Regions from separate parts of the Homo sapiens genome. Here region 1 is linked to region 2. Evidence: chromatin loops called from intact Hi-C (ENCODE). Cell type or tissue: Calu3. All regions are shown on one strand. Each heading gives the region's core, and the rest is flanking DNA. Links, peaks and the distances in the headings are about the cores only.

Region 1 (7,256 bases), core at 986-5,985, 140 kb before region 2:
CAGCAGACGTGTGCCTGATCGCTGCCTTGGGGGCTCAGGAACGCAGGTGGAATTAAATCTTCATTTATGAAAACTGTGGAGAAAATAAAGTATTGATCTTACTTGAGAGACTTTTATGTTAGTCAATTAAATTAGTACTGTACCTTTCTACTAGTAAAATAAGAGTACCATTACTATATGGAAATATAATGTTCCATAATATTTTTATTGTGAGACAGGGGACGTGTCTTACTGCACTCAAATGTACAGTTTATGCACGACTATAAAGTTAGCTGTAATCCATAAACAGGCGATATAGATCTTAGATATCTCTTTTAAGATCAGTTGGAAAGAAAATTCCTTATTCCTTAGCAACACCATAGGAAGCAGGATTGCCTCCAAGAAAAAAAAAATCCTTATCTTTCCTAATTATTTCACATGAAAAGGCAATAGAACATTCCATTATTCTAATATTTGAAGGGGAATAAATGTTTTTCTGATAATTCTCATGTACATCATTTGTGTATTGCAATTGGAAACTGAAAAAATACGTATTTTCATTTTTTTAGTGCTACTCACTGAACTACCCTGCAGCAAGAACCAAGAGATGTATTTTCCCTGAATGTCACATGCAACAATAGAAAATAACACAATATGTAGGAAGATTATGTGTTTCCTGGGTTGTTGGAGGGCTGATAGTTTCAAGCACAGTACAAATAGGCATATTCCTTGAGCATTTTCACTTTAGGCTATTTGGAAATGTGTCATTTAAAATGTGGAATCCTGGCATAAGATTTTCACACTGAAATTTTTTCAAAACTATCTAAAATGTGTCTTATTTGTGAAAATGCATCTTATTAATCCATTGTGATATAAAATAACAGCTGCTAATATGATTTTAAAGTTTGTAATAAAGTGCATCAAAATGTCTATAGAATGGATCGTGACAGCACAGCCAACAAGCGATATTTCAGGGACTTTTAATGTGTGAGTAAAATGCCAACATGGCAGAAAATGAAAACTCCCAAATGTATCTTGTCTGATTTTGACATTTACTCTCCTAATTCGGACCCCACACCCACTTGTCTCAGGAATTTCTGTTGTTAGAAAGGAAGAGGAAGGTGAAAGTCATTGATGCTAAAGTAAGTACTACAACCCCTGCTACCAGTCTTTGTCAGTTAGCTATTGCTGCAAGAATGCTGTGTAACAAACCACTGTAGCTCAGTTGCTTAAAATCATTTATTCCAGTGTCTCTGGGTCAGCTAGATTTTGGTTGATCTAGGTAGGGCTTAGGCAGGCTTGGCTCCAAGCTGCAGGATAGGTTCATTTCTGATGGAGGAGTCTTTTGTACTTTTTGGATCAGTAGCTAACCAAGCCATGTTCTTCTCATAACAATGGTGCAAGTGCAAGACAGATGAGTGGAAATACACGAAACATTTCAAGGTCTAGGCTTGAACTGGTACACTGCCTCATCTACCTGCATTCCATTGGCCAAAACAAACCATATAGCCAAACCTGATATACATGATGGAAGGTCAGGGGAATATACACTGCCACTAGTGAGAAGAATTGCACTCACTGACAATTACAGCTGTTTGGGGTCATCAGGGGTCAGGATTCTTGTGTGTAGCTATGGTTTTACTTTTAAAAAATGATTTGATATGCACATAAACATATAGTCTTGTTAGAGATGATATTGTGTAAGAGCGCAGTTTCTGGTGCTAGATTGTCAGGGTCAAAATCCCACCTCCCACAACTACTGTCTTTTTGACTTTAAGCAAGTTACTTAATTGCTCTGTTCTTTAGTTTCCTCATCTGGAAATGTGGAAAGCAATAGTGCCTAACTAACAGGGTTGTTGGAAGGATGAAATGATTTATATTTGTTTTACCTTAAAAGATGAATAGGCATCTTTAGCCAGAGTAATATGTGGCATTCAAGTCTTCCAGAGTTGTTTCTGAAGTTGTCTCTGAAATATAAACTTCTGGAGGCCAGGAACCATGCTTACTTTACATACTGTGTAGATTTTCCACTAAATCATCATATTTAGCAAGTGGTCTAATCTGTTATTTGGGTGATTATGGTGGCTAAGCATGAATAAAAATTGTTAACTTTTCTTACTTTTCACATCTGCTTCCTTTGTCAAAATATGCTGATTGCAACCTCATGGCTATATTCACCTTTCCTTGGGAAACTGAAGCAAATTACATCTAACCAAACGAAAATATGATTCTTTTAAAATATATTTATTTGGCATCTACTGTGGGTAAAGAACCTTACTGGACAGTGGGGAACAGGGCCTGGGGAATGAGAATTACAAAGATGCGTAAAAATGCCCTGTTCTCTTAAAGAGCTTCAACTCTATCAAGACAGATAAGACACATGCATATGGGTGCATATAGGTAATAGTGAAGCCCAACAGAAAAGTACATGCTAGAGAGAGGTGGGGGCATACGTTTTGATGAACAGAGTGAAGAGCTGTCTTCATTGTTTGTGAGTTTATTCATCTATAGAATGGAAATAATAATGGTACTTATAGAGTTGTGAAGATTAATATATAAAGCACTTATAACATGTTAACCATTATTATTATTAGTGGCAAGATGCCTCATGGTTATGGAAAGAGATGAGAGGGAAGGGTGCACAAAGGACACATTTAAGCTGAAACTCGTCGTTTCCTGAAGATTTGAGCATACAGAGATGGAAGGAACAAAACGCGTCACTGTCGGGAGTCAAGTTTTGGTTTAGACAGCCTGGCTTGCATCTTTACTCCATCACTTAATATGTAAACTTGTCAAGTTTCTTAAGTTCTCTGGCTGACCTGTGAAGTTTCTGAAAGAGATGTGTAAAAAATCTTCATGCATGTTTGAAGATTTGTCAGTTTCTTAGAATTCTTTCTATTTTTGCTTATGTATGTTGAGAATCAGGATAGTCTTATCTTTCTGGGTAAACTGTTCTTTTCTTTTAGTATTATGTAATAGTTCTCTTCACACCTAGTAATTATCTAGTCTATCTCATGGTAGTATTGTTATAGTGGGCTCATACTAACATTGTTATAGTAGTTTATTTTGGTCAGTGTTTTCCTAGCATGTCTTTTCCTTCCTCAATATTTATGATCTGTTTTAGTCAGAGCTCTTTAGAGAGACAGAAATGATAGAATATATAGAGAGATTTTGAAAAGGGATTTAGGGAAATTGGCTCACTTGATTATGGAGGCTGAGAAGTCACACAATAGGCTGTCTGCAAGCTGGAGAACAAGGAAAGCTGATAGTGTGACTCATTCAAAGTCCAAACGCCTCAGAACCAAGAAAGCCAATTGTGTAATTCTCAGTGTGAGTCAAAAGGCTTGAGAACTAGAGAGTCCCCACAGTCCAAAGGTCAGAGAACCTGGAGTTATGTCATCCAAGAGCAGGAGAAGAAGGGTGTACAAGCTCGGAAGAGAGGGTGAGAATTCACCCTTCCTCTGCCTTTTTGCTTTATCCAGGCCCTCAGCTGTTTGGATGGTTTCTCACACATTAGAGGCAGATCTTCCCCACTGAGTCCAGGGACTCATATGCCAATCTCTTCTGGAAACACCCCTACAGACACACCTGGGGCAGTGCAATCATTCTAATCAAAAGTAACAAACAGCCTGAGTTTCCTTTCCAGCAGTAGAGGGATGCGTTCAGTGCCTACTGAAACATCAAGAATAAATAATGCTTTGCCAGCTATCTGAGCATCCCTTCATCCAGTCAAGTTGATACCCAAACCAACCATCCCACAACTTTTAGGTCTGATTATGTTTTAGGTATGTCTCTCATAAACAATATGATGATTTTTTTTGTTTATATTTATTGAAGCTTACTTATAGGGGGACATATTTCTCCTTGTATTTTGTGTTTTATATTTCTATGTATTCTCTTTGCTTTTTCTCCCCCACTTTGTTACCTTAATTGATCAAGTTTCCTTACTCCTTTAAAATCTTATTTTATTTTAACATTTTTAAAATATAAAACTGACTTTAAAAGGTTAAATTTGTCTATTGAACAAGAGGTTTTAAAGATTATTTCTTAAAAAAAGGTTATACTTCAATGAGAAAAAATTGCTAAAGTTTGAGGATAATATCTTTATGCTTCTCTCAAACATTAAATTTACAAGGACTTTTAGAATCCTTTAAATTCAGCCACATTCATGACTTCTAAAGTATTATCCTCTCATATTTTTGTTCCACACTTAAGCTATTATTATGATTGTTATTGCTATAATTATTATTTATTTTGTTGTTCTTACAGCCAATGCTTATTTACAGTTAACCACATCTAATTGTTTATTTGTTCTCTATTACTTCCTGTATTCTACTGCTTCTTCTGAGTTCAATTTATTTTCTTGGTGAAGTAAATGATTTACTAGTGCTTATAATGAGGCTCTGACCCTCAGTAGGTATTTTTATGATATAAACTTACTTTTCTGAAAATGATTTTGCACTCAAGCTTTAACACTACTTTATCTGCATATAGAATTCTAAGGTGATAGTTATTTTCCTTTAGCACTTTGGAATTATTACTGTTATCTTTTGGACATATTATTGTAGACAAGAAGTGTATGATTTCTGAAACAATTAGTCATTTCTCTCTGGTTGCTTTTATAGTTTCTAATTTTCTGTTGAGATTCTCTATTCACTTCCTTATTGTGTTTATGTTTTTCCTTTAAATCCTTGAACATATTTATACTAGTTATTTGAAAGCCCTCTGTAAATTGCATTATTTCTTTCATTTTAACCTGTGTATTGTCCAATTTTTCTTCTAGTTGTGAGTCAAATGTTGTTACTTCACCTGGCTAGTACTTTTTGATGGCATGCTGGACGTTGTCAATCCAACATTCTTGAATGTTTGGATTTTGTCCTCTTAATTCTGGAGTCTTGAGGATTTGTTTGTTTGTTTGTTTGTTTTTGGTTTTGTTTTTCTCCCTGGAAGTTAGTCAATTTACCTGCAGGTCACCTCGATCCATTCAAAGCTTGTTCTAAAATTTGTGAGAAAAGATTTAGAGTAGCATTTTGCCTAGGGTTAAAATAACCCTGTTCCCAAGGGTTGAACTTTCTAGAATCTTTACTGAATCCCTAAGATGCTCAGTTAAGCCTTTCCAACCTCATCAGTTGGAACCAAAACATTCCCCAGTCCTGTGTGAGTTACAGAATTGTTCTTTTCTCAGTAGTTTTTCTGTGCTCAGTCTCATGGTGTTTAATCCTGAACACGTGCAACTTAGTATTTGATCAAAGATTCAAGGGGACCTATATGCCAGAGGCCAGATGTTCAGGCCTAAAGCCATTATTGCTTTAGGACAAATAGTTATATTGATTGCTTATTTTGGGATTTCTTCACCATTTATGATATCTGTATTTATTTTTATACCTCATACCTGCATGTGGCACAGACTTGAGGTACTAATTCCTCTTTGGAGAATTTTTTTCCCATTGGGGACTCTGAGCAGATGACAAACTTCTTATTGGATCAGTAAATGGAAATTTTCTAAGCTCTTTTTCCCCAAATAAACCATTCTTAGAGTTCTGCATTCCAGTTCTTCAACTTGTATGTGTTCAAGGCTATGTGTCCTATCACCAAGTGAGTTCTGGTACTTCCAGGGCTGGTAATGACACTGACTTGACATTTAGGCTCTTAGGTCCTTCTTGTTTCTAGCCCTTTAGTGATTTCTTTTCTTAAAAAAAAAAAAACAACAACTTTGGCTATTGTATTTAAAATACACTATTGTTTATGCAACATTTCTCTGTGTTTGGTGTGGATATAGGAAGATAGCAAGACAGACTGGTCAGTTTGATCTATTAAGTAGTTGCAAGTTGGTGCTTAGTATAAAATGAAATAATAATATATGCTTCATGGTGTTGTCATGAGGACAGAGCAAGTTAATATATGTAAAACACTTATAACAACATCTGTTCTAATAGAAGTATTAATTACTATTATATTATTGTCATCCCTGATTTTTTTAAATTTTGCAATGTTCATCTGTAAAAGGAAGTAAATGGTGGTAGTGGTACATTAATTCATGTTACACTGATTTATGAAAGGAGGTGATGCATACTTCACAGGTTTTGATGAGGTATGAGTGAAGTGACACATTTAGGGTCAAAGACACAAATGAGAGAGACCCTTATGTAACTATAGAGAAAAATGTGTTGTCTGGTATGCTGAAACAAAGAGTTCAAGAAATGGAATAATTGAAGGTGATTCTGGAAAGCTGGATTGCACATTGAGTTCCAAGCCATGGAGTTTGGATTTTATTAAGTAAGTAGGCAACGAGAAGGCATGGGAAAATTAAAACCTGATTAGGGTTGATCCCTTAGAAGATTAATCTGGGAATCAAGTTTAAGATGAACTGGAGCAAAGAGAAGGTAGAAATCAGGAGACTAGTTAGCATCTATAACAAGAGTGCAGGTGAAAAATAATGCAGGCACGAATCACAAGATTTGGGCCAATAACAAGGGAGAAAATTGAACATATCTAGAGACATTGTGTATACATTAGGAACATTTGTGGCTAGAAAAGATAAGACTTGGCAACTGACTGGAATGGAATTGATAACGGGGTGATGTATACACAATTGTGTTAATTCAACAAACATATGGTGAACTTCCACAGCCAGAACAAGCTGGCCACAATAAATGGTAATGATAATAATAATAATAATAATAATAATAATAATGATACAGAAGATTATAATGGCTACAAGTTCTTGGACATTCTTCCAATCAGGTGCTGAGGTCCAATTCTCTTCTCCTTGAATCTGGGAAGTATCAGCTGTAAACAACAGAATGTTGTGTAAGTGAGGCTGTATGACTTCTAACAAGGTGAGGAAAGGTGGCAGTTTCTACCTGAGTCTCTTGGAACTTTCACTTTTGGGCTACTCCTTCTCAGAATTTAGCATCCATGCTGTGAGTAGTGCAAATGGCATGGAAAATGCCATGTGTAGGTGTCACATTGACAGCCCCAGAATGAAGCGCCTGCCTTGCGAATGAGCCATCCAGGATGTAGCACCCACTTGAGATGACTTCTGTCCTCTTTCCAATTACACCTGCATGACAGACTCCAAGGGAGAGCCACCCAGTAGAATCCTTTCCACAAAATCATGAGCAAAATAAAATGGATCTTTTAAGCCATTAAGTTTTGGGCTAATTGGTGATGCAGCAATAGAAAACCAGAACAAACAGTCAACATGCATTAAATGCTTACTATGTACTATTTACTGTAACAAACATGTTATCTATATTTCCTCAACTAATCTTCTC
Region 2 (7,256 bases), core at 919-5,918:
GCAGAAGATGCCATATCAATAAAGTAAAGCTGCAATAGATGAGCACCTTCTAGGAAGTAGATATTGAACTTGGAGTAAACTCATCAACCTGCCCTTTAGTTGTTATGATGAACAAGGAATTTTGCCATCTGTCTGCAAGTGGACAGAACCAAGGGAATCCATATATCTTATTTGTTGACATATGACAATATTATAAAGAAAGTGAAAAGAAAGCACCAGTTGGCCTAAGAAAATAATGCCAATCTGGAAGGTTCAAATGACAAGTGTAACTACAAAAATTATCAGCTTCTAGTTCAGAAGAAAATCTTGAAACTCTTTGGCATCTTTAATTCATACAAGAAAAAATTACTTTGATGAAGAGGGGCTGAAATGTGCATGGTGAGAATAACCCAGGAAGAAAGCCAATAAGTTGACACAAAAAGACAACAGTATTAGGGAAAAACGGATGTGGATGAGATGTGAAAGTATTGCAGATATATTTAAAAATGCAACAGGGAATTTAAAATGATATTTGAGGTCAGAAAGAGCAGAGTTGGTGTAGAGCACAAACTTGGGATCCTTTACCAGATTGCAGAGGAAAAGAACACAGATATGAAAGTTACAAAAAAGATATAACTATAAAGAACAGAAAGCTGATCTATCTATCTATCTATGTATCTATCTGAATAATTAGAATTCATGAAGAAAATCTTAAGCAAATACAACAGAAAAAAACACCAAAAATATTATTGAGAAAAAGTCTTTCAAAAAAAAAGATTTCATGAGCTATTAATTTGCAGGGAAAAAAATCGGTGAATTCATACCCATAACTGAACTTATTCTGTGTGATGCTTTAAGAAAACATGGCCACATGTTATTTTATATTCTTCCCTTCAAGAGCTTAGTTTCTCTTCCCTTGAGAATGGACCAGATTTAGTAGTGACTTGCTTCTAACTTGCTTCTGGAAACGACAGTTTGTGACTTAGAGACTAGAACATAAAAGACACCACAGCTTCTGTCTCTCTCTCTCTCTCTCTCTCTCTCTCTCTCTCTCTCTGTCTCTCTCTCTCTCTTTCTTTTCACTTGCTTTGAGGGGAGTCAGCTGCTTTATAAAATAGTTCTATGTGGTAAAGAACAAAAGCATCCAGATGAGAACGAGTAAGGAACTGAGGCCTCCAGCCAATAGCCAATGTGAGTGAACCATCTTAGAAGTGGATCCTTCAGCTCCACGCAGGCCTTCAGATAACTATAGCTCTAGCCAATACCTTGACTGCAACCTCATCAGAGATGCTAAGTCAAAATTACTCAGCTAAGCCTCTACTGGATTCTGACCCACAGAAGTGATAACGAATGTCTGTTTTCATTAAGCCCCCAAATTTGAGGGTAATTTAAAAATGCTGAAATAGATAGCTGACATACCTTGCCATCATTTTAAAACTACCTATATATTATGTTGATGCAAAAATTATTATATGTAAAATATATTAAAAAGAGTTATGTGCTGATAATAAGCATTCTACCTAAAAGTTACTTAAGAGAACAAAAATAAAAATAGATCAGACTTCTCTTCCACAACACTAAATGGCAGATATCTGTAAATGCATATCTACTGAATTTGGAGAAAATATTCTGACTCAATGATTTTATATAGAGTTAAGACATTCTTAGATACTCAAGAGTTCTTAAAATACACCCCACATATGCCCTTCTTGGAAAAAATTGATGATATTTTAAAAATAACTTAGTAAAGAAACAACACTCAAGAAAAAAGATGGATACAAAAAGCAGTAAGTACTGCCAATTAACTGTAACAGTAAGTATAAAGCATTACAATATTATTGAAGACTAGCTATTAAATAATTATAATTGTCAATAATTATTTTCAAAATTAAAGATATAGTTGGTATATATCCATAGTAATATAGTATATATAATGTATAACTCTATATATAGTATTTATAACTATAGATATATATAGTGTGTGTATATATATAATACTGGGCATCTAAAATCTTATACTAAGAAAGACTGAAAAGTGAGGTATATGTGAAAAAGTGTACTGAACTTTGATTGATGTGGGGTGGGAAAAAACTCAAATTTTGTTGTTTTTCTAAGGTTTTGAAAATTAGAGAAATATAGATTAAATATGCATTTTGAAATTGTTAATTATAACTATTAATGGAATTAAAAATCAGAAGCTATCTTTACAAAGCTTGGAAAATATGAAATATGGAAATATAGTTTTGATAGCAAAAGTCAGAAAAAAGTGAAAAAATGACGCATAAAATAGATCACATGGATAAAATGATAGTTAAAAAGCAAATATTTATTTTGTAAAAAAATTAATTGATTAAAATACCATATTAAAAGCCAAGATTTATATTTGATCAAAACCAAAATCCCACTATCTGCTGACAATGGCATACATCAAAAACGGACACAAAGCTGTACCACTAAACATTAAAGTACAGATTAAAATATGTTTAATAAGTGCTGATCAAGGAAACCATATTGTTTAATTAATATTAGGCAAAGTAGAATTCAGTGCAACATGTAAAGGATGTCCTTGTCTTAGAGGGTCATTTTACATCAATACAGGATATATTTGGTAAAGAAAATGTAAAAATTATAAACCTCCCTGTACCAATTCCAATTACAACCACATATATAAAGTGAAAATTATTATAAATTAAATGGAATTTCAGGTATACTAAGTGCAAATTTTAAAAACATTTTCCCTAAAGTTGAAAAAAAAAAGCACACAAAAATAGTATACTTTGGAAAGAATTGGCAGTTTTAACTATTTTTTTCAAAGTTGAGTCTTTATGTAAAAAAGTACACAATAAGAGGCTCCAAGTTGGCTAACTAGGGGCATTTTATACTTGCTTCCTCCACTAAGAAGAACAAAAATAGCAAGTAGATAATCACACTTTAAATAGATCATCCAAGAGAAAACACTGGAATTCAACATATAAGTGACAGGCAATACCTAAAGCAAGGAAGGAGAAAGAAGCAAGGCAGCCTACTTGGCTGGCTTAGCTGGGAGCTGAGAGAGACTCCCCAATATGGGGGAAAGAGTGAGAGACCCTCAGCAGTCCACATTCTCACCCTGGACTCCAGTCCTAGCCATGGAAGAACCCCTCAACCCTCACAGGCCCTGAAACTAATGTAGGGAGCTGACAAGGAATTGTACCACAAGCACTGTGCCAGGGAGGAAAGCTTGTGCTGGGTCCCTCACATTCTTTGAGACCTAAGCAGCAATGGCAAGGTGCCATTTTAGAATTCCATCCCCAACAGGCTGCACACTATCCTGAAGCCCAGCAGCGCTGAGGCTGAGGTGCAAGAAAAGAGCTGGCTTAGGCATGAGTAACTGCAGGCTACCACACCCAGGGCTGAGGCATGAGTGGTATGCACACTCCCCACCTGCCAGTCTAGGTTGCCATCACTGAAGATAGCACTGCCCCCCAGTGGCAGAGCAGCAGCATGGCCACTGCCACCCCCTACCTGAACATTCCACTGATTGCCTAGGAATTACCCTACCCCTGCATACCATGGCCAGTTCCTATACACATTATCAAGGGGTCTGAGGGCAAGACAGCCTGCCCCAGCTTCATCCTTCCTTCCTCTGCCATGACAGAGCAGCACAGAGTTCAGGGACCGGGGGATTGCCCAGCCTAGTCCACCACCAATGGTACCTGAACACTCCTCCCAGGGACCTGAGGTTGGGCCTAAACTGGGCCACTATCACCTAGTTGCACTGCCACCTGTGGGCCTGGAGACTGACTTGTTCAGCCATTCAGCCACTGCCAGCACCAGCACACAGTGATCAGGAACCAGAGAGTTGTCCTACAACTGCCACTGCCATTGCCATTGCCATTGCCCATGCCATGCCAGCTTCTCTTTTAAGACAGGCACATTCTACCCATCACTGAGGCCCAAAGCCTGACCTATCTGGCATCCCAGTTGCCAGGAAAACTGCACACAGCATCTACTAATAACTGCACTCTAAGCCACCAAGTAAATATAAAATACCACTGACGCTGTTTACAGACAAACAAATCACGCAGAGACAACTCTCCTGCATACACCAAGAATCAAAGCCAGAGTGCCTTAGCCAACTAACACCATAGATTCATCCTTAGGAAAAAGTCCTTCCCTACAAAAGCAAATTCAGAAAACTGGAAGAAGCGACTTATACGCCAGATGCATAGATATCAACATAAGGACACAGGAAACATGAAAAAGCAAAGAAATATGACACATCCAAAGGAACAAAATAATTTTTCAGAAACACATCCCAATCAAAAAGAAATCCACAAACTCCTGGAAAAAGAATTCAAATTATTGATTTTAAAGAAGCCTAGTGAAATACAAAAGAACTTTAAAAACAGTACAGGCCGGATGCAGTGGCTCATGCCAGTAATCCCAGCACTTTGGGAGGCTGAGGAGGATGAATCAGCTGAGGTCAGGAGTTCGAGACCCACCTGACCAATATGATGAAACCTGGTCTCTTCTAAAAATACAGAAATTAGCCGGGTGTGCTGGCAGGATTACAATCCCAGCTACTGAGATTAGGAGGCTGAGACAGGAGAATCATTTCAACCCAGGAGGTGGAGGTTGCAGTGAGCCGAGATCGTGCCATTGCACTCCAGCCTGGGCAACAAGAGTGAAATTCTCTCAAAAAAAAAAAAAAAAAAAAGTACAAAAAAAATTCAGAATATGAATGTGAAATTTACCAAAGAGATAGATATCACAAAAAAGAACCAAACAAATTCTGAAACTGAAGAATTCATTGACTGAATGACAAAATACATTCAAAAGCTCCAACAATAGACTAGATCAAAAAAAAGAAAGAATCTCATAACTTGAAGATAGGTCTTTTGAAATAACCTACTCAGACAAAAATTTTAAAAAAGAATAAAAAAGGAATGAACAAAGCCTTCATGATATGTGCAACACCATAAAGCAACCAAATACCTGAATTATTGGTATCCCAGAAGGTGAAGAGAAAAACAAAAGGATACAAAAACCTATTTAATGAAATAATAGAAGAAAACTTTGCAAGTCTAACAAGAGATTTAGACATCCAGATACAGGAAGCCCAATGACACCCAAACAAATACAATGCAAAAAGGTCTTCTCCGCAGCACTTTACAGACAAGATGTCTAAAGTCAATGACAAAGAGAGAATCCCAAAAACAGCAAGAGGAAAGCATCTAGTCACCTATAAGGAAACCCCTAACTGACTAACCATGGACTTATTATCAGAAATCTGACAGGCCACAAGAGAATGAGATGATGTATTCAAAGTGCTGAAATGGAAGGAAAAAACTGCCAGCCAAGGATACTATACCCAGCAACAATATCTTTACTAAATGAAGGAGAAATAGTCTTTCCCAGACAAGCAAAAGCTGAGAGAATTCATCACTAGTAAACCAGCCCTACAAAAAATGTTCAAGGGAGTCCTAAACCTGGATGTGAAATAATGAGATTTACCATTATAAAAACACTTAAGAGTATAAAAATGGTAAAGCAAACACATAAATGAGAAAGAGAAAGGACTCAAATGACACATCCACAAATAACTGCCAAACCACAATAACAAACAATAAGAGAAAAGGAAAGGAACAAAGACTATACAAAACAATCAGAAAACAATATGACAGATACAAAACCTCACATATCAATAATAATCTTGAATGTAAATGGATTAAACTCTCCACTTAAAAGCTATAGACTGACTGAATGGATAAAAACCATGATTCAACTATATGCTGCCTACAAAATGTGCACTTCACCTGTAAAGACATGTAATGACTGAAAGTAAAAAGATGGAAAATGCTGTTCCATACAAACAGAAACCAAAAACAAGCAGGAGTGGCTATACTTAGATAAAACAGACAATAAACCAAAAACAGTTAAAAAAAAAAAGACAAGATCATTATATAATGATAAAATTATCAATCCAGAGAGAGGAAATAACAGTTCTAAACATATATACCCAATACTGGAACACCTAGATTTATGAAGCAAATATTACTAGATTTAAAGACAGAGATGGACTCCAATCCAATAACAGGGACGTCAACACCCCACTCTCAACATTAGTCAGATTATCTACACAGATAATCAATAAAGAAACATTGCATTTAAACTAGAGTTCAGACCAAATAGACCTAACAGGCATTTAAAGAGCATTTTATCTAACAATGGCAGAATACACATTCTTCTCCTTAGCACATGGAATGTTTTCCAGGACAGACTATCTGTTAGACCACAAAGAAGTCTCAACAAATTTTAAAACATATATATCAAGTCAACTATCTTCTCAGGCCACAATAGAATAAAACTATAAATGAATACTAAAAGGAAATTTGGAAACTATACAAATACATGGAAATTAAATAACACACTCATGAACTATAGTTGTCAATGAAGAAATTAACATGGAAATAAAAAAGTTTCTTCAAACAAATGAAAATGGAGACACAACATACCAAAACCTCTGGCATACAGCAAAAGCAGTACTAAAAGGGAAATTGATGTCAATAAATGTCTACATCAAAAATTAGAAATATTTTAAATAAACTATCTAATGATGCACCTCAAGGAACCAGAAAAGCAAGAACAAACCAAATCCAAAATGAGAAGAAGGAAATAAGTGATAGCAGGAAGAGAGAAAGAATAAAGACCAGAACTAAATAAAATGGAAACTATATGTATATGTATATATATATATACACACACACACACACACACACACACACACACACACACACACACACAAAGAATCAATGAAACTAAAGATTGGTTCTTCAAAAATAAATAAAATTGATAAACCACTAATTAGACTAACCAAGAAAAAAAGAGAGAAGACTGAAATAAAATAAGAAGTAAAAAGGAGACATTACAACTAATGCCACTGAAATATGAAAGATAATCAGAAATGTTGTGAATATGCACTAACAAGCTGAGAAACCTAGAGAAAATGGATAATGTCCTAGAAACATACAACCTACTAAGATTGAATCAGGAAGAAACAGAAAATCTGAACAGAACAATAATGAGTAGCAAGATTGAGTTTGTAATAAAAAGTCTTCAAATGAAGAAAAGCCCAGGACTGAATGTATTCACTGTCAGACTCTACCAAACATACTGAGAAGAACTAATACCAATCCTCCTCAAGCTATTCCAAAAAATTGGTCAGGAAAAGAATTCATGTGATATGACTGTGAATTCATAACTCATTCAATGAGGCCAGCATTACCCTGATACTA

What was found. Hi-C counts contacts between places; a loop is a spot of excess contacts. Peaks named below come from ENCODE experiments on the same cell type or tissue, not always from the same donor. Only the 100,000 strongest peaks of a DNase experiment are listed, where the experiment ranks them.
Region 1: a loop joins it to region 2, with 2.7 times the contacts of the local background. A loop is called at or near these places in 3 of 110 quality-filtered maps.

What each region holds. Positions count from the first base shown.
Region 1 is chr3:18,150,418-18,157,673 of GRCh38, forward strand. The region is part of intron 4 of BALR6 (B-cell acute lymphoblastic leukemia associated long RNA 6); the gene reads left to right. Among named protein-coding and RNA genes, the nearest start is that of BALR6, 190 kb to the left of the region's middle. In Calu3, for the core only: no CTCF peak of the experiment used is centred there; a DNase peak (open chromatin) is centred at 3,344.
Region 2 is chr3:18,291,992-18,299,247 of GRCh38, forward strand. No RefSeq gene overlaps it. Among named protein-coding and RNA genes, the nearest start is that of SATB1, 130 kb to the right of the region's middle. In Calu3, for the core only: CTCF peaks have their summits at 3,450 (motif pointing left) and 3,655; a DNase peak (open chromatin) is centred at 3,400.